2 separate regions of the Homo sapiens genome follow, and region 1 is linked to region 2. A link is an interaction called in ENCODE POLR2A ChIA-PET data of the cell type or tissue named here. Cell type or tissue: PC-3. All regions are shown on one strand. Links, peaks and the distances in the headings refer to the core of each region. The heading gives the core; the rest is flanking DNA.

Evidence for each region. Peaks named below come from ENCODE experiments on the same cell type or tissue, not always from the same donor. Only the 100,000 strongest peaks of a DNase experiment are listed, where the experiment ranks them.
Region 1: POLR2A ChIA-PET joins it to region 2 with 29 read pairs; 4 of 35 experiments call an interaction of 5 or more read pairs at or near these places.

What each region holds. Positions count from the first base shown.
Region 1 is chr10:71,596,690-71,604,689 of GRCh38, reverse strand. The region is part of intron 9 of CDH23 (cadherin related 23); the gene reads right to left. Among named protein-coding and RNA genes, the nearest start is that of CDH23-AS1, 89 kb to the right of the region's middle. In PC-3, for the core only: no CTCF peak of the experiment used is centred there; no DNase peak of the experiment used is centred there.
Region 2 is chr10:71,344,740-71,355,435 of GRCh38, reverse strand. SLC29A3 (solute carrier family 29 member 3) reads right to left here. Exons shown (of 6, transcript NM_018344.6): 4 at 3,648-3,874. It overlaps LOC105378353 (a long non-coding RNA gene), which reads left to right and starts at 7,369. Exons shown (of 3, transcript XR_946051.3): 1 at 7,369-7,534. RefSeq lists enhancers at 3,482-3,982, 3,983-4,483, 9,083-9,788, 10,495-10,696. In PC-3, for the core only: no CTCF peak of the experiment used is centred there; a DNase peak (open chromatin) is centred at 5,815.

The DNA.
Region 1 (8,000 bases), core at 1-8,000, 250 kb before region 2:
GGCACTCCTGCTGGGGAGACTGGCCTGAGCAAAAGGGTGGAGGTGGGACCATGGCTTCCCAGGTGGGGAGCCAGCAGGAGAAGCAGAGAGTTCACAGGAAGCTGTCAGGAGAGGCTGATGCCCAGAGGAGGAAGCAGTTTGGATTTTTGTCTGGCTCTGAGGAGCTCCTGCAGGGGTTGGGCTGGAGGCAGGAAAGCCTGCTGGTGACGAGGGCATGGACTGGGTGATGGCAGAGAGAAAAGGGGCAATAACAAGGGCTGACGTTTCTTGTGGGCCCGCTGCGTGGCAGACGAGGTGCTCAGCACTTCATGTGAGTTGGTCAGCTACTCCTCAAGGCCTCCTCCTGTGAGGGCATCGTCATTATTCCACTCTTAGCTTTTAAAATTCTTTTTATTTATTTTTTATTTTTAGAGACAGGATCTCACCCTGTCACCCAGCCTGGAGTGCAGTGGCACAATCAGCTCATTGCAGCCTCAAACTCCTGGGCTCAAGGGATCCTCCTGCCTCAGCCTCCCATGTTGCTTAGATTACAGGCATGAGCCACCATGCCTGGCCTTCCATTATTATTGTTATTCCCATTTTACAGGTGAGAAAACAGAGGCACAGAGAGATTAAATGATTTGCCTGAAGTCACACCACTGGCCAGTCACAGAGCCAGGATTCCAGGCCAGCCTGTCTGCCTCTAGAGACTACAGGCTTAGTCCACATGCTGCTTGCCCCTGAGAGATGGGGAAGATGCGTGCTTCTGCCTGTTGACCAAGCGCTTCACATGTTTGTTCACATGCACGACCTCACTGGATCCACAAAATACCGTGTGAAGCCAGCACTGCTACCCATTTATCAGATGAGGAAACTGAGGCACTGTCAGGTGAAGTGACATGTCCAAGGATACATGGTTACTAAGTGACCATGCTGGGATTAGAACCTGGGTCTTTTGGGTCTCACATAGCCCTCATGGCTGCCATGGGCCTTGCCTCTCCTGTGTGGGACTGGTGCTCCCTCAGCCCTGGGGCCCGGAGTCTGGCCAGGAGGTGAGCAAGGTGAGGAAAAGGAGAGCAGGAAAAGGAGGCCCCCCCTGCTGCCTGCTTGGCACCCGGTTACCTCCGGGGCCTGGGGCAGGTAGGCCCAAACACCCATGCTTCCCTTCAACTGGGGTCTCTCCTTGGGCTAAGAGTGGGAGCCAAGGTGCCCCAGGTCCCCCAGCCTGTGCCTCCCAGAGGGCTGGCTGTCTGTTCTGCCTGTCACTGGGCAGGGCCCACATAACTCACCCGAGGCTTGGCACTCAAGAGAGGTCAGGGCACAGGGAGATTTACAGCCCCGATAAAGCCATCTCAGTCTGTGCATAAGCAGTGTTTGATATTTGATGATCTGAAAGGCCTTGTCCCAGGGAAGGAGGGGGAGGGAGGAAGGAGTGGGAGAGACACTTAAGAAAACAAAGAGGACGGTGATCAGACGCCCAAGGAGAAGAAAGCCCATGGCAGGAGGAGGGGGCACGCGCTGTCTGTCATCCTGGACGTGTTGTCACCCCCTCCTCTGGCTCCAATCCAGCAATGGGACATGGGAAAGATGGGCCCAGGGATGAAGCTTCTCGGGAAGTGGGGACACCAGAGACCACCTATCTACCACTGGGCCTGTCCGTACCAGGTATGGGGTGGGTCATACCCCCAGGGAGCCCACCGTCTAATGGGGAAGATTGGTCATCTTCGGGGAAGGACAAGGCACATGTATGAGGAAGCCGACTGGAGAACTCATAAAGGAGTGGATGTGAATTTAAGAGACTGGTTTCATCATTTGGGGCTTGTGGACATTCTGAGATTCAGTTTCCTCTTTGGAGGTGAGAATACCTTCCCCTCTCACAGGGCTGTTTAGAGGTTCAGTGAGATAAGGAATCTGAAGATGCTTTACAAACTGTAAAGTGCTGAACCCATGTCAGGATGCGTCAAAGATGGTGAACTGGGTGCCTGGGGCAGGTGGAGCTGTGCAGTGCCACAGACTGGATGACGTTAAGCAGGAAAGATGGGCAGAGCGGGGCAGGGTGGGGTGCAATGGCAGTGACAGGTGCACCCTGAAGTTTGTGGGACAAAGAGGGTTGGTGCCCCTGAAACTTCCCTCCAAATCCTACTGCCCAGGGTCCAGCCTCCCCCTCCAACTGCCATCTGTTCAGTCCTTTGTCTTGCATCACTGAGATCATGTGGAAGCAGTGTGGGCCTCAGAGGGTACTGAGTTCAAATCCTAGCTCCACTACTTCTAGCTATGTGGCTTTGGGCAAGTGACTTTGCCTTTGAGCCTCAGTTTCCTCACTTGCCAAAGAGGGACACTGACAGACTCTGCCTCCTGGGGCTGCTGGGAGAACAGAGCTGGTACAGAGCGGCTCTCACTGATTGTCCGAGCCCTCTCCATCTTCCCTGCCATCTTTCCTCCATGAACACTAATCCTGACAGTGCCACGGCTGCCCCTGCCCTCCCGCCCCAAGTGCTGCAAGTTCCAGAGTGAATGACTTTCAAATCTGTGGAAGGAGAACCCATCACACACACCTTGAGCCGGGTAATTTATGAATCAAATTGTGCTCCGTCAGGACTCTGCAGCCCAGAAATAGATGTGGTCGGACGAGGTTCAGGGAGCCAGCCTCAGACACAGTTATCTTCATAGAAACTGGCCACCAGCTGGCTGAACCAGCCCGAATGACCGACCTTGAGGGGTCCCCTGGGGGCTGCAGAGCCCCCCCCCCTCCGCCGCCCACCCAGCCCAGGCCCTGCTCCAATGCCTGAAGGGAGAACAGAGATCTGCCTGGGGCTCAGAAGACAGCTGTGACCCTGGGCCAGTCACTTCACTTCTCTGGGCCTCAGGGTTTTCTCCTGTTTAAAAAAGAGGGGGCTTTTCCATGGCAGTGGTTTTTCAAATGTCTTTGTTTCAGTAGCAGATTCTTGTATCAGACAAAATTTCACACAGAGCTCCAGTATAGAAAACAGCCAAAATCAGAGCTAGTTGCCCTGGCTGAAGCAGATGACGGGGTGTGGAGTCCAGCACACCCAGCACCCCGTTACCCTCCAAGGGGGCCCTGAGGGATGGGGTTCAGGGAATCTGGAGATTCCCAGGACGTTTTCAGTTTTAAGATGCCATGGGAGATCTGATCTTTTTGAAAGGGCAGATATTGCAGTGGCTAGGACCAGGGTTCGAACCTCAGCATTACTTCTCACTAGCTGTGTGACCGTGGGCAAGTTATCTACCCTCTCTGGGCTTGCGTTTCTTTAACCATAAAAAGGGGAGGAGTAATTCTTATCTTATAGGGCTGATGTGAGGATAAAAGCAGGTAATAATCCTACTTAGTTCAGCACAGTGTCCAGCACATCACAGATGCTCAACAAATGTTAGACCTCATTGATTAGTAAACTGAGGATAGAGGTGAAAAAGTCATAAGGCTTGTAAGTGGTCGCACTGAGATTTGAAGCCATGGCCTTTAATGCCAATGCCTATATTCCTTCTCCTACTCCTCCCTAGAAACAATGCTTCTAGAAGGCTCCACCAGAAAGGATGCAGATTGTGCCAGGCCCAGTTTCCTAATGTTGGAGGGTTTTCCGGCATTTGGTCAGTGACTCAGAGTATAACATCAAAGCAGATGATTCTGGTCAGGGCATGACTGAAGGAAAAAAACTACAGATTTGGTTAAGCACAAACCCACTCAGCAATGTGGAAAACATCAAACATCTTGGGTTCGAGTGAGTATGAGTCAGAGTCATCATATTTATGAGAAAAGATGGCAAATTTGTCCTACAGAGTCAGAGCCCCCAGTCTGAAAACAGAAAGGCCAGGGTTTCCCCAGGAACTCTGATACCATGGGGTATAGGAAAGGTCAACTTTTAAAAGCTCTGTGGTCTGCCGGGCATGGTGGCTCAAGCCTGTAATCCCAGCACTTTGGGAGGCCGAGGCGTGTGGATCACAAGGTCAGGAGATCGAGACCATTGCGGCTAACACGGTGAAATCTTGTCTCGACTGAAAATACAAAAAATTAGCTGGGCGTGGTGGTGCGTGTCCGTAGTCCCAGCTACTCAGGAGGCTGAGGCAGGAGAATCGCTTGAACCCGGGAGGCAGAGGTTGCAGTGAGCTGAGATAGTGCCACTGCACTCCAGCCTGGTGACAGAGTGACACTCCGTCTCAAAAAAAAAAAAAAAAAAAAAGTTCTGCGGTCAAACAAATCTGGGAAATGCTCAACAGACATCTTCACTGCTGGACTTGTCAGAGCCTTTAATGTGCTCATGGGCATTGTGATTTGCCAGCACAAGGAAATTGTGATGCAGTGTCTCTCTAACTTATTTGACCACAGAGCCCTTTTTGCAAAGCTTATCTCCTAAAGCATCAGTGGGCCAACCCACTGAAGAAATTGAAGGTGTGGCCGGGTACGGTCGCTCACGCCTGTAATCCCAGCACTTTGGGAGGCCAAGGCAGGTGGATCAACTGAGGTCAGGAGTTTGAGACCAGCCTGGCCAACATGGTAAAACCCTGTCTCTACTAAAAGTACAAAATTAGCCGGGTGTAGTAGCACACATCTGTAATTTTAGCTGCTCGGGAGGCTGAGGCAGGAGATTTGCTTGAACCTGGGAGGCGGAGGTTGCAGTAAGCCGAGATCGCATCATTGCACTCCAGCCTGGGCAACAAGAGTGAAACTCTGTCTCACCAAAAAAAAAAAAAAAAAAAAAAAAAAGGAAAGACATTGAAGGTGTAAATGGGACTATTCCCACAGTTTCCCTCCAGTGGAGTCTCTGAGCATACAAGTTAGATGTGTCAAGTGTCAGAGGTGGAAAATGGAAAGATGCTTAAAGCCTAGCAGGTTCCAACTTTTCCTTCATCCCCTGGAGAAGTGAGAATCAGAGATGAGAAGTAACTTGGTCAACAACACACAGCACGTTAGAAGCAGAACTGGCACCAGATGGGTGGACCAGAAGTCTGGCTCAAGTCTGGACTCCTGTCCAGGCCACAGGTCAGATGTGGCTCTCTGGTCTGCTTTGAGAAGCTTTGGGGACCACACATAAAAGTTTTACTATGGAAAATTTCAAAGAAACACAAATGTAGAGACAAGAGCACAATGAAGCTCTCGGTACCATCACCCAGATGCAACAATCATCAAAATTTTGCCAATCTTATCTTAAAATCACCCCCCACAACACTACCAATTTTTCACGGTGTTAACAGAGGAAATCCCAGTTCATCTTTACATACTGTATGCATCTCTCATAAGGACTTTCAAAAATGCAACAAAACATGCCATTTTCACCCTAAATAAAATAAATGATTCCTCAATGTCACCTAAGACACAGTCCACATTCAAGTCAGGGATGCCATTTTTGAAGCCAACGTCAGGATCAGAGGTTTTTACCTTTTCTGCTCAGCGCTCACAGAACAGGCCTCTGAGATGATTGAAATCAAAGAAAAGGTGCCTTCAACAATAGCTGCAATGTTCCCTTTCTTAAACAAGAACAAAAAGAAGAGCAAAAAAGATCCAAAGCAAATATGGCAAAATGTCAACAAATGTTATCAGGGTGGTGAATACATGGGGGTGTGCTGTGTTGGTTTCTGTACTTTTCTAAATATTTAATATTTCACATTTGCCAGTGAACTTGGCCCTGCTTCTCTGACAAAGGCCAGGGGTCCCGGGCTGGGATGTGGGGTGGAGTGTGGGGTGGGGTGGGTGGTTGGCCATTTCATCCCGGCAGCCTGCCTCCAGAATGCCCTCATCCTCCCAGCTGGAGGCTCAGCCCCAGATGTCATATTATGTCCCAAGCCCTTGGCCCAGTGCCCCACACCAAGTAGGCGTTCAGAGAATGCTTGATGAATGAGCCCAGCCAGATAGGGAGGGATGTCCCAAGACGCTCCCATCCCTTGGCTCACACAGGCAGAAACTTCTGCTGAGCAAGCGAGAAACAGGAAAAAGAGAGACGTCCTTGCCTTTTCGACCAGGGAGGAGGCTCCACAACCCAAATCTTTCCAAAGCCTCTGGCCGCTTTTTTGAAAAAGAGAAGTCACAGGAGCGACTTTTGGGTCTTTCCCACTGGGCCACCCTACAGATGCGTGGCCTGGTGTCCTTCTCAATTACATGGGTTCCTGGCCCTGCCTCCTTCCCCATCAGCTGTTCTGGGTTACAGACCCCTAGTCTGTCGGCAGGAGGGAAGGCAGGCTCTCTGGGAAGTGCTCCAAAGCAGTGGATACCCTATAGCACTCCCACTCCAAACTCTGGGCATAGGCCCTCCTGGAGAGGGCCCGGAGCAAAGGGTCCTGCTACAGACAGATGGCGTCACTTGGGGTGTTTGCAAGCTTGAGACTCAGCACTCATAGAAAAGAGGAAGTAACCTCTTTGCTTGTGGAGGAAGCTCTTGGCACTGCTCCTGGCACCAAGCAGAGCCTCAGAGCCCAAACACTGTCCCCAGCCTAGGCCAGAACAGAGGGCAGCCTTTGATCTTCAGCTCCCTCTACAAACCTCTGCCCAGATGTACTCACTCTCCCTCCCAGCACTAAACCCCAAGCAAGGTCAGCTGTGGCCTCCCCAGCCTACAGGCTCCCGTCGGAAGATGACTTACGGCTTTAATTACGAAAGGCCGGGTGGAGCCTCAGGAAGGAGCCAGCCCCACCATGCTTGGTCCCTGTCGACGTGGAGCTGCCAAGTTGGCAAGGCTGGTACTGGTGCCTGCCTACACATTGCCACACCAACCCCTACTCTCTGTGCTATGGCCAGGCCCTCCCCTCCCTTCCCAGTTGCCCACAGCCTGGGCCTACCCCGCCTTTGAGGGTGGGGGTGGGGCGGGATCATGGATACAACAGAGTACACACTCTGTTAGAAGAGAGGCTCTGAGGGCGACAGTTTTGTCTGTCCTGTTCATGGCCATATCCCCAGCAGTGAGTACGAGAGGTGCCTGATAAATATTTATGAATTATCAAATAAGTCCAAAGTCCTGTATTGCAAAGGTGGACAATGGTAGCCATTAAACTGTCTAGCAAGCTAAAGGCAGAGCCAATAGACCAGAAGCAACTACCCTGACCCCCAGGGCCACACCTCTCCTTCCTCACTGCTTGGTGGATGAGCTGCCAGGTCCTGCCAATCCCTACTGCCCTCCTGCACTGAAAGGAGCCTCCTTGGGAGGTAGGTTCCAAGGACCACCACAGCAGGCTCTGAGGAGCCCCTGCCCCTGTCCTTGACAGCCCTGTACCTGTGGCAGCTTCAGGGCGGATGAGGTGGGGAGTGGGGAGGGAGAAGTAATGGTGAGGACAGCTGGGGCAGAGTAGCCCCAAGAGCCAGGTGGGAAACAGTCCCTTTCTCAAGCTCTGGGCCTCTGCTTTCTCATCTTGGGGCTTGGAAAGGCTCAACTGGATGATATCCGGGTCCCTGTGGCCTGTGACAGGTGAGGTCCATGAAACCAGCCCCATGTTGGGAGAAAGACGGAGACCAGCTAGGGGACAGAGGAGGTGGCGATGCCTGCTCTGCTCCCCACCCTCCCGGCCCCAGGACTGCCATCGGTTCCTGCCCAGGCCTGGGTTATCAATCTCCTTCCACCTGGAGAACTCCCCTAAATGAAATTCCTGTTGGCGTGGGGCCTATGATATAACAAGTCAGTCACTTTGCCTGGGAAATGAAAGATGATGAGGCAGAGTTCCCAGGACAGAGGCGACCTCCATAAATCTGCCAGAGTGTGCTGGGGATTACTTTGTGGGATTAATTATCTGTCCTTCAAACAAAGACCTGACCTCAGTGGCCCAATGTCCCCAACCTGGGAGGGAGGAAGGGAGTGCCGGGCAGCGGGGAGGTGGGGACCGGGGCTGGGAGGCAGGCCCTGGGGCGGGCTGGGCAAGGGGCATTGTGGAGTGCCAGTTCAGCACTTCACTCCTCCTGTAAGATCCTACGTGCTCCCCCCTGCCCAACACGGCAAGTCCACCTGGCTTCCAGCACTTTCTGCAACTTGGCCCTTTGTGACCTATCCAACAACTTTGTGACCCATTCCCATCTGCTTCTCATG
Region 2 (10,696 bases), core at 1,613-9,612:
CACCTACATGCACACACAAGCACGCAACCACCCCACCACATGGAATGTTCTCCTTGCCAATGGCTTTGACACACATTACCTGTGAGACCGTGTGGCTGCCACACCTTTCACTGCTACCTAACAGAGGAGGCCACACGACCTACTCGGGTGCCAACGGGGCTAGGAGTCAGGCGGATGGACGTGTCACCCTGGACTCTGCTACTTGCTAGCTGGGACCCTAGGGGTAACGTGGCTTCTCTGACTTTACAGTTTGCTCGCTTATAGAATGGGAATAACAACCCCTGCCCTGTGTGTTGCTTTGAGGACTGACTGAGATGTTCACAAAGGGCCTGGCACACAGTAGACTTCAACAAACGCTATGCCCTGCCTCGCCACGACTGCATTGTTGCTTCTGGGAGGCAGCAGACATGTCTTTCTGTTCCTTCGAACCCTCACAGCCATGGGTCATCTTCCTGTGCTGGCCATGAGTCAGAAGGTCTGTGTGCAGCATTGCTTGGGAACACTGGCACCAGCGTGGGCTGATCACTTACTTTCTTCCCTGCCTGTGTTTATTTGCCTGGAAAGTGGGGCTAACACTTGTCCTGTTCATCACAGGTGACCGTAGTGAGGTGGAAACAGGACGATGAGTGGAAAAGCACTGACAACAAGGCCAACACCATCACCATCAATGCGGGAAGGGCCTGATGGATGAGCTGGGTTGACTGGCGGGATGAACCTGCCCACTTCAGAGGATCAGAATGTCCATTCCTGAAGAGGTGGGAAGAAGGCTGGGTCCGTGTGGGCATGGCCTGCTCTGTCTCCATCAGGCAGCTCTTACACAGCACCACTTTCCTGCCCACTATTGCACGAAGCAGAGGGGAAGGGGGACAGTCAGGCCCCGTCCACCGTGCGCACCATCACGGCTCCCCATGCTCTGCCTGTGGCCTCTATGGCTCTACAGAGAATAGCCCTTGGTCTGACGGAGGATCCTTTCCCCAGCCTCTCCACCATAAGTTCTATTAGCCTGGGTAGTACTTGAGGGAGGGCAAAGGTATAAAAATTAGCACTGTAATTAGGAACTCAGACTCCAGAATCAAAACATCCGAGTCCAAACCTGGCTCTACTTCTTCTAGTTGTGTGACCTTCAGCAAGTCCCTTAACCTCACTGTGCCTCTGTATCCTCATCTATACAATGGGGGTGTTAATAATACCCACCTCGTAGGGCTGTGATGAAGATTAAAAGGATTATTACACGTGAAGCACTCAGAAGCCTGCCTGGTGCGGAGAAGTGCCAAATACCAAACAAATCCTTTCTGATTCCCAGTTAGGTGCTTGGCTATTTCTGTGCTTCCCACATCAAAGCAGCAACAACGGGTAAACCCTTTGCCAAGAGGATGCCCACTTCTGAGAAGCTGTAATCCCCGCCTAGACATTTTGCAAGAACTGGGGTTAAACTCAGTAAGACACTCCCCAGCTGCCCCAAGGAGGAGATCTTAACATCACTGCCTACTGATTTTCCTCTCTCTCTTTCCAACTTGTAGAGAATTTACAATATTATCATCAACAACAAACCAGGCCTCCGGGAGCTCATCCTTCATGACTCTCCACTTTTATCTCATCAGTTATGGAAATACATGCAAATGAGGGGTTTAAAAAAACACCAGCGCAAAACAAATGAATTGTTCCTCAGATGCCAACGCGTGCGGAATTCACAGACGGGCTGTGCTGGAAAAAAGCAAGTGGGGCTGGCGAGGTGGTCTTGTGGCCTCTGGAAGACTGGGACACCTTGATTTTCCAGGGTGTTGGGCACCCACGAGGGCCCAATACAGTGGTGACCACGGTTTAGACTCAGGGTCATTAATACTGGCGTAGAAGTACTAAACTTCCCCACTTTTCTGAACGGACTTTCTGAAAAATCCATAGGAGACTCCCCATCCCTAGAAGATCACAGGTGGACAGATTAACCCGAGGACCGCTTGCCAATGTAAATGGTGAGTTTGGTCACTGGCTCCTGGAGAGCCTGCCAGCAAGGATGGAAGGAACTAAGGGGATAAGAGCCTCCTTCTGAGATGGCGGTGACAGAAGGAATTAAATCCCATGTCCAGTGGCCACTGCCTTCAGTCCAGAAATGCCCGTTTGAAAGCATCGCTGATGCATGTTGCCTGCACCCAGGAAACTTAGCAACAAGTCCATTTTTATTTTATCTTAGGCCCAAGTGTTTCCCAGGATACAGCCAGAAGCCTAATCTGATCTCAGAAATGGCAAACAGATTGAAGCTCACATCTAGACTCTGATCTGCTGAGAGTAACTGCCTCAAGTGCTGCGCTGAGAAGGATTTAGAAGCTCAGGATGAAAGATAGAGATCCACCAGTGATGTCTGGCACTGGCTCGAGTGGGGAAGGGACATACCCTTGTCAAAGTATTGTCATCCTGGCCACATGCTTCCTGGCATTATTAACTAAGGGGCACAGCACAGGTTCCTTGTGAAATTGCTGTCAGTGGGCAAATGTTTAGAGCTCTCCTCTGCATAACAGGGGCATGTGGAAGGGCAGACACAGCAGCAGAACCTCCAGTCTTGCTCCCAGGGACTGTGGCCTCCTGGCAAAGCACCAATGGTTCCTGACCCGCTCCTTTTTACCTGGCTGGGTCATCTGGGTGAGAGATGTGTGTGTCTCCAGCTTAGAGAACAAAAGTGCCAAGGCCTCCGGAACAGGCTCATCAACATCAGCATCAAACATCAGCTAGAGGGGTCGGCCCACGTCGTGCACAGGCATACCCACGGGATACCAAAGCTTGGGGGTGCTGGGGGTGAGAGTTTATTCACTGAGCCATCAGCTCCGAGGGGACTGGTGCTTGTTCATCTTTGCATCCCCAGGACATAGCAGGTCCTCTATAAAATCAGAAAGGAAGAAAAGACAGAAGGAAGGAAAGGAGACAAGAAGGGGAAGAAAGATAAGGAAAAGGAAAAATAGGAGAGGAATAGGAGAAGGAGGGAAGGAAAGGGAGGAAGGCTGGTTTCAGGAATTGCCTTTTGTAGGCAGACCATGTTATCCAAAAATAGCTGCGACTCTGTCTCCCCTCCTGCCTACCTTCTCACAGTCACGGTGGGAGACTTTCATACTCTCCCAGAGGTGGGTCCATCTGTCTTGAGTCTGGGTGAGCTTATGGCTATGGCAGAACTGACCCTATGTGGCTTCTTTTGCTAAATCAGAAATAAAGCTTCTGCCTGGATCTCCTGAAATGCCGGCTTTTGCAACCCAGACACCATGCCATGAGGAAGTCAAAGTTGCCATTTGAGGTCCACATAGAGAGGAACGGAAGTCCCTGGCCCCAGCCCAGCCCTGGCTAAGCTTCCAGCCAGCAGCCACTATCAACACGCCAGCCAGGAGGGCGTGCCACCTGGAACTGGATCCTCCGCTCCCCGTCGAGCTATGCTGGCTGATGCCATGGGGAGAAGAGAAGAGCTACACCTGCAAACTCCTGTCCAAGCTGCAAATTTGTGAGTAGTAGAAATGACCGTTGTTGTTCTACAACACTAGATGACTGAAACACAATCAGCACCCATGCCATTTCCTTTTCAGAAAAGGCCACCACATGCTCATCTCTGGCTCCCTCCCATGACTCCTGGGTGGATGAACCTGGTCAGCTGCCCGGACCCTGGCTCTCACCTGATATCAGTGCCTGGGAGTTCCTCATAGGAAAGGAGCCGGTCATGCCGTAGATGCTGCTGCTGAAGACAGTGGAGGCACCGCTGAGGATCACCATGCAGACAATGGTGACCGCAAAAAAGCCACGGGTCCAGGAGGAAGTGTCCACCTTCACCAGTGCAGTTATCACCATGAAGATGGCCAGGATGACCGTCAGTGAGGCCAGGACACGGATGTGGACTGCAACCCTGGGGCGAGGATGCCAGAAGCAGTTAGACACCCCTTCGGGGCTCCTGTGTGGGCTGGGGCTGGTGAGCCACCTTAAGGGAAGCAGGCGAGCTTAGCAGTTAGGACTGTTCACTCTGCAGTCAAGAGGCCTGCACTCGAATCCTGCCTTCCCGGCTCCCTAGCTGTGTGGCCTTGGGTAAGGGACTCAGTTGCTCTGGTTTCAGCTTTTGAACTTGTACAATGGGGAGAGTTGATTCAACTCACAGGGGGGTGAGGCTGAAGAGGTGAGCAGTGTGGGGTGCAAGCGGCAGTGCCTGGCTCAGGGCCAGCGCTCAGTGGGTTCTGCTGCTTTTCACCTTGCTGTGAGGTTCAAGGACACGAGGACACCAGGATGTTCAAGGCAAACCCCTGCTCTTCCTGCCACAGGGCTGAGCTCCTGCTGGCTTTGTCTAGTGTTTAAACAGAGCAGCCACCCACTGAGCTTCCTTTCCCCAAAACTTAGCAGGAGGTTTGGGGGCAAAGGGAAGAAGGAAAGAAAATCATCGTCGTCATCTTCATCATCATCGTCGCCATAGCAAACACTCAAACAGTGTTTAATGCATACTTTTCTAGCACTCTTCTAGGCATTTTCTGTATGCCAGTGTGTTTGATTGTTACACCGGTTCTGTAAGACAGGTATTCGTACCTATCCCATGTATACAGATAAGGAAGCTGACATCAGAGAGGCTGAGGAACTAGCTCAAAGTCACTCAGCAATGAACCCAGGAGGCCTGGCTCTGGTCAGTTCTCAGAATGATGCTCTACTGCCTCCCCTGGAGTGAGGAAATATGGATGGCACAGAAGTGGTGGCCAGGGCAGGGGCATCCTCCTGTGATGGCCTCAGTCATCATGGGGAGCAGGTGATGCCAAGTTAGTGCTGCCTGGGGCCAAGGGAACCCCCACACTCCCCAGCACCATGCCTGCATATGAGCCATGTACTCTTCCCAGCCCCCATACTGGCCTGGGGAGAAAAGCAGGGAAGGATTCTATCTGAGAAGCTGCACATTTTTATTCTAGGAAGCAAGAACATCATCTCAAGGGGCTGCTTAAATCATCAGATTAGACTAAGCTTTAAACCGGATTGGATGTGTAGTTAATTTTCCTGCTAACCAGTGGGAGGGGGCTGGGAGAAAAGCCAGATTACATACTTTTTTTTAATTAAAAAAAGAAAAACTTGAAAGGTAGGAAAAATACACACACACACACACACACACACACACACACACACGTAGGTGTGAAATGATGAGCAAGAAAAGCAAGAAAGGAATTTTTTCAAAGTGCTTTTGTGGCCCCAGGCTAATTTGAGTTTCCCTCTGGTCCTCAGCTAAAGGGAGAGCAGGTGCTGTCACTGCTTTCTAAGGGGTATGAGGAAGCCCAAGAAATGAAGGGACAGTTCAAGGTTGTGGAGTGAGTCTGTAGGGAGCTGGGATGAGAACCCAGGTGTGCTGAGCCCCAGCCCATCACTCAGTCTGTTAACATGTGTACTCAATGGTGTGGTCATTCCGCAAATGTGCATTGAGCAACTACTGTGTGTCCAGTACTATGCTGGATGCCCAGGACACGGGACAGACCAGCAACAGATATGTCATCTCACTGTGGTAGGTGCTCCATCAGGAGGCCCCAGGGCATCACACAGCACATCTGAGGGGCACAAAACCCACCCTGGGCATCGTGGAAGGCCATTTGGAGGCAATGTCTATGCTGGATGGTAACGACGAATGGGAGGATATAAGTGCATGTGTCTTGGGAGAGAGAGTGAGGCATGTTCAGGGAGCTGCAAATGGACTCTGGCTGTAGTCAAGATGCGAGCAGAGGAGCACAGAGGTGATGCTGGGGAGAGGCGTGGACTCATGTCCTGGAGGAGGGCGGGGTGTGGGGCCTTTGTCTGCCAGCACAATGTTCCCTGGGAGAACATTCCTTCGCCTAGTCATCCTGGGGAGGTGGTCAGCCAGGTTGCCCACACCCACACCCACACAGCCACAAACAACAGGCATGTGACGCAGCCTGGGGCAGTCAGTGTTGCCTGCTCCTAGACCCTGGGGTTGAGTTAGGAATTAGCATGTGACCCACATAGGATCTTTAAGTCTTCCCTGGGACTGCTACATGGGAGCCGTGGAGAGAAGCTCACTGCCGAGACTGTGTCTGGGGCTGCTGGCTGCCATCTAGCCAGTTGCGTAGGGCGAGGCTAGACATGGAGGAAAAGCCATGCAGAGACACACGGAGCCCAGGGGTGGTGCAGAGGAGATCCCCTAGATCCAAAGATGCCTAAAGGTGGACCTGCCTTTAATTTTCACTTAAAGAGGACATCCTTTTATTGTGGGTACTCAAAGTACCCACTAACGCAAAGAGGTACATCAGGGTTTCAAGCTGGGAATGATATGGTCAGAAGCTACAGCAATGCTGCTGGTGTCCTGCCCATGTGCCCTCCCTTTTACAACTCCAGGAGTGGTGTTACTTACCTGGGAGTGACAGGTAAGGAACACCTCCTAAGAGCAGCCTTCAACCAATGACTAGGGAAGTTGGTACATAAATACCCCAGCTCCCTCCTGCTCAGCCATGCTCCACACTGGCTCTCCAAGATCCCCAGCAGGACTGTGTTCTTGTCCCTCCTGAAGGAGCTGACTTGATAAGGCATCCTCTGCTGACTGCCTTCCCTTTCCTGTCCCCATTCCATACTCTCCCACCTTCACCTCCCAGATAAACTACTCGCATTTGAATCCTTGTTTCAGGGCCTGCTTGTGGGGAACCTTGCATTAAGATGCCCATGAAGACCTCACACTGACACACATCTTCTCAAGGTCTGCAGGGGCTTTGGCCTGGACAGGAGCTGTTGGGCAGCCAGGTAGACACCTGGACCCTTGGCGGCCCGGAGCATCTATCGTAAGAGTACAGCAGGGGCCCTGGAGGCCAGCAGTCAAGACTTACCCCTGATGCTCGAGGTGGTCCTACACACTCAGCTCTGTCACACAGTGTCCCCACCCTCTCCTAGCAGCTGGAGCTGTCCCACCCACTCCCAAGATAAGGGCCAGCAGGGCATGGAGCCTGAGTCAGGAGACCGGAGCCCTGCCCAGCTCTGTCATCGGCTCTCCGTGTAACCCCTGACAAATATTCAACCTCTCTGGGCCTCAGTCCCTTCATCTCTAAAAAGAAGCAGCTAGACCCGATAATATTAAGGTCCCTAACAGCTAATGATTCTAAATCTGAAAAAATTCAAGTGGAGAGAGAGGTTGGGAACAAATGCCAAGAAGTTTGAACCAGTTCCTTGGGGCAAGAAGGAGGCAAAGGCCAGGCTGGAAAGATGAGGCGCGCTGCAAAGGCAGAGCCCTGCCTTGTTCTCCCCCAGCACAGGCACAGGGCCTGGCAGGCACTGGGTAAATATTTGCTGGATGTACAAATTGACAAGCAAGGGAGATCAGTAGCACCCGGGGGTGGGGAGGTTTCATGCTGGTCTGAACCTCCCAGCGGCTGTCTGCTTCTTGATCCCTGCTGCCTCAGCATGGCAGGAAGTCCAGCTGGAAGCATCCGCCAGCCTCGGGAATGGCCTCTGCCTCTAACTGCCTCCTCACAGACACGGCCAGGAAAAAGTCCAGCAGGAATGGTGCAGCATCATGGGAGCCCTCCTGTGTGCCTGTCGCTACAAGGTAATAAGTTCCTTGAACAGGAAGGTTGTTTTGCAGAGAGCTGGGGGACTGCTTACTCAGGTACCCCCAGGGCAGGAAAGTTGGGGAGGAATCAGAGAGGAGGAGGTCAATACCAAATGCATTCCAGAAACGATGCAGTGTGGAACGCTGCTCTGTCCCCTCCTCTGTCCCCCTACATGGCCCTTCACCCGCACAGGTCTCCTTCCCGCCTGCTAATTATCTGCTGCATAAACCACTCTTGCCCAGAGCCTCCATCCGTGGGCTCTAGGGCTATTTTCAACATTCATCAAGCTTCATGAAATGTGCCAGCTGCAAGCCTGGTCCACAGGCATGAACAGAGGACACTGGCTTCCCTCTCTGCTGCTTCCACCCAGGAAGGGAGAGTGGCCCAGGGGACAGTCGTGCTCTTAGGGTCTTAGGAAAGTCTAGACTTTCAGCTGCTGTAATGTCTGGGGTTCTACTTGGAGACAGGGCATGGCCAAGAGGACAGCTTCAAGACCAAGACCCTGGGGCAGGTCTCAGTCCTGTGAAGACTCTTGGAGAGGCTGCCTCCAGTACCCAGGTTGCCGGTCCCCCGACTCCCTGACTCGTGAGGGCTCAGGACCCCACTTATGATTTCTTCATAAGTCTCCAAGATGTAAATCCTCCTCATAAGTATTTATGATGCTGCAGATTTAACATAATAAAACACTTGGCGATTATGGATAAGCCAGTCGGGAAAGCCACGGTTCTCCAGGAGGGGAGAAAAGGAGACTTTTCAATCTCGCACATTAAATAAAAAACAGCTTAGCCCCAGACCATCTTCCCACAGCCTGGAAACAGATGGAGGCCTCAGAGGATGTTCCTGCATTGCCCTTGCCCCCTCTCCTAGAGCCTAGGAGGAGCAGGGGCAGGCCAGGGGTGGGCTAATTCCCTCTGAGAATGTCCTGTAACTGCTGAGCCATCTGCCGGGACCCAATCTCAGAGGGTAGCTGGCCTGGGGGCCCACATCTCACTGGAGACAGACCCAGCCCTTCTTAACCACCCCCTTCCATCGCAGCAGCCTGAATCCCGGAGAGACAGGGCTCTCACTAGAAGGATCTTGGGAGTGGTTCTGCCTGCAGGGGCAGGGGTGGGTGCAAAGCTGGGGAACTAGGATGTAGGTGGCTCAGGGGTTCCAAGCACAGATGTAGGGTGAGAAGGTCCCAGTTCAAATCCTGACTCCTCCCTTTCATTCTAGCCAAGGCTGGAGTGCAGTGACGTGACCATAGCTCACTGCAGACTTGAACTCCTCGGCTCAAGCGATCCTCCTGCCTCAGCCTACTGAGTAGCTGGGACTACATGCATGTGTCACCGTGCCAGGCTAATTTTTTAAAAATTTATTTTTGTAGAAACAGTATCTTGCTATAGTGCCCAGCGTTCTCTCAAACTCCTGGGCTCAAGCAATCCTCCTGACTTGGCCTCCCAAAGTGCTGAGATTACAGGTTTGAGCCACTGCACTCCGCCTGGCTCCATCCTTAATGGCCACCTTCCCTTGGGCCAGTCACCTCCATGAGCCTGTTTTCCCATCTCAAACCAGGGTCACAGCAGTTTCCAGCTCTTAGGCTGCCGTGAGGGTTAAAAGAGATAATGCATCTGCAGGATATAATGCTCAGAAGTGCTACTGTTAATTGGCTAGCATTCTCTCACAGCCCAGAGGCTGGACGTTCCCTGCCACTCCTGACCCATGGCCCAGGAGTACTTTCAGCCTGTGGGACCTCCAGACCACTGAAGAGGCAACAGGCAGACTCAGCTGTCCCATGGTGCCCCTGTGGTCTCCTGATTTCCACCTGGAAAATGAGGCAATGTCACAGCCTCCCTCCTGGGTTGCAGTGCAGCCTAAGGGACATGACAAGGGGTGATCGAGGCATTACACTCTTGCTATAGTTCAGATGGTGATTCTGGAACTGGAAGGGGCTGGGAGCTCTCTCTAGGCTATCTGGGCTGGACAAACAGCCCCACATCCTCTGGGCGGGCTGAGCGAGTAGACAGATAAAACCATAAGTGAGCCAAGGGCTCCCCCCACCACGGCTGTCTCCCCTCTTCCTCGCCTCCTGCTCCTGCCTGCACTGGCTCTCAACACACCCTCTCTCCTGCGAGGCGCAGCCGGGACCCCTGCTCTGCCCTCCTCTACTCTCCTCCTGGGGTGGCGGTCTCCGCAGGCTGTGCCCCCTCTGCTAGGACACTGACTATGGCCCTAGCTTCGAAGGCAGGAGTGAGGCCTGTGAAGGCCAGTTGGCTGGTGAGAGGGGCTGCAACGCCCCTCTCCTTCTCATTCTTCCAGACTGCACTTTGGTTTGGAGAAGGGTGCAAATTCCATTGGGAGGTGGGATCTATGTCCCCTTGAAATGAAGGGGGCTTTGTGACTGCCCAAACCAGTCAAGTGTGGCAAAAGTGACAGCACATGACTTCCAAGACCAGGTTGTAAAAACCACGCAGCCTCTCCCTTGTTCTCAGCCACTGGGTAAGCCATCCTATTACCCTGAGGCTGACATGTGACACTACAAAGAGAGAAGAGAGAGAGAGAGGGGATATGAATGGCTGCAGCTCCAGCTGCCATCTGACTGCAACTGCAGGAGAGAGTATGACAGCTGAACCTCGATAACCCCCAGAACATGAGAAGTACTCATGACTTGTATTGTTTTAAGCCACTATGCTTTGGGATCATATTATGTAACAGATAACTGCAATATCCCCATGACATAATATGTTTGGAAAGACTGATCTATTCAGGCTCAGCATGTAAAAGACACTCGTGGTGCCCTCTCTCCTCTTGCACCCAGAGCAGACATCACTAATCAATCCCAGCACCCTCCCTGAAGCCAGACCTGCCTTAGAATCTTGTCCAGCTAGAGATCTGGCAGTCACTACAAATTGATTAGAACTGGGCAAAACAGATTTGCTATCAGTGACCTCAGGTTTTAGTAGGCCATGGCGAACAGCAGCCCAGGTTTCTGGACCGACCATAACATAGCCATTGATATCATTTAGTGGCAGCTTAGGAGAAATGCAGGCAAAGTAGCTAGGGCTATTGTCTTTGTAAACTCAAATTGAGAATTTGAGCCAGCAAGTCACCCACGGGGGTCTATGGACATGCTAATTTGCCCAGCTAGCTCCTGAATAACTCCTTCCCAGGCATATCCA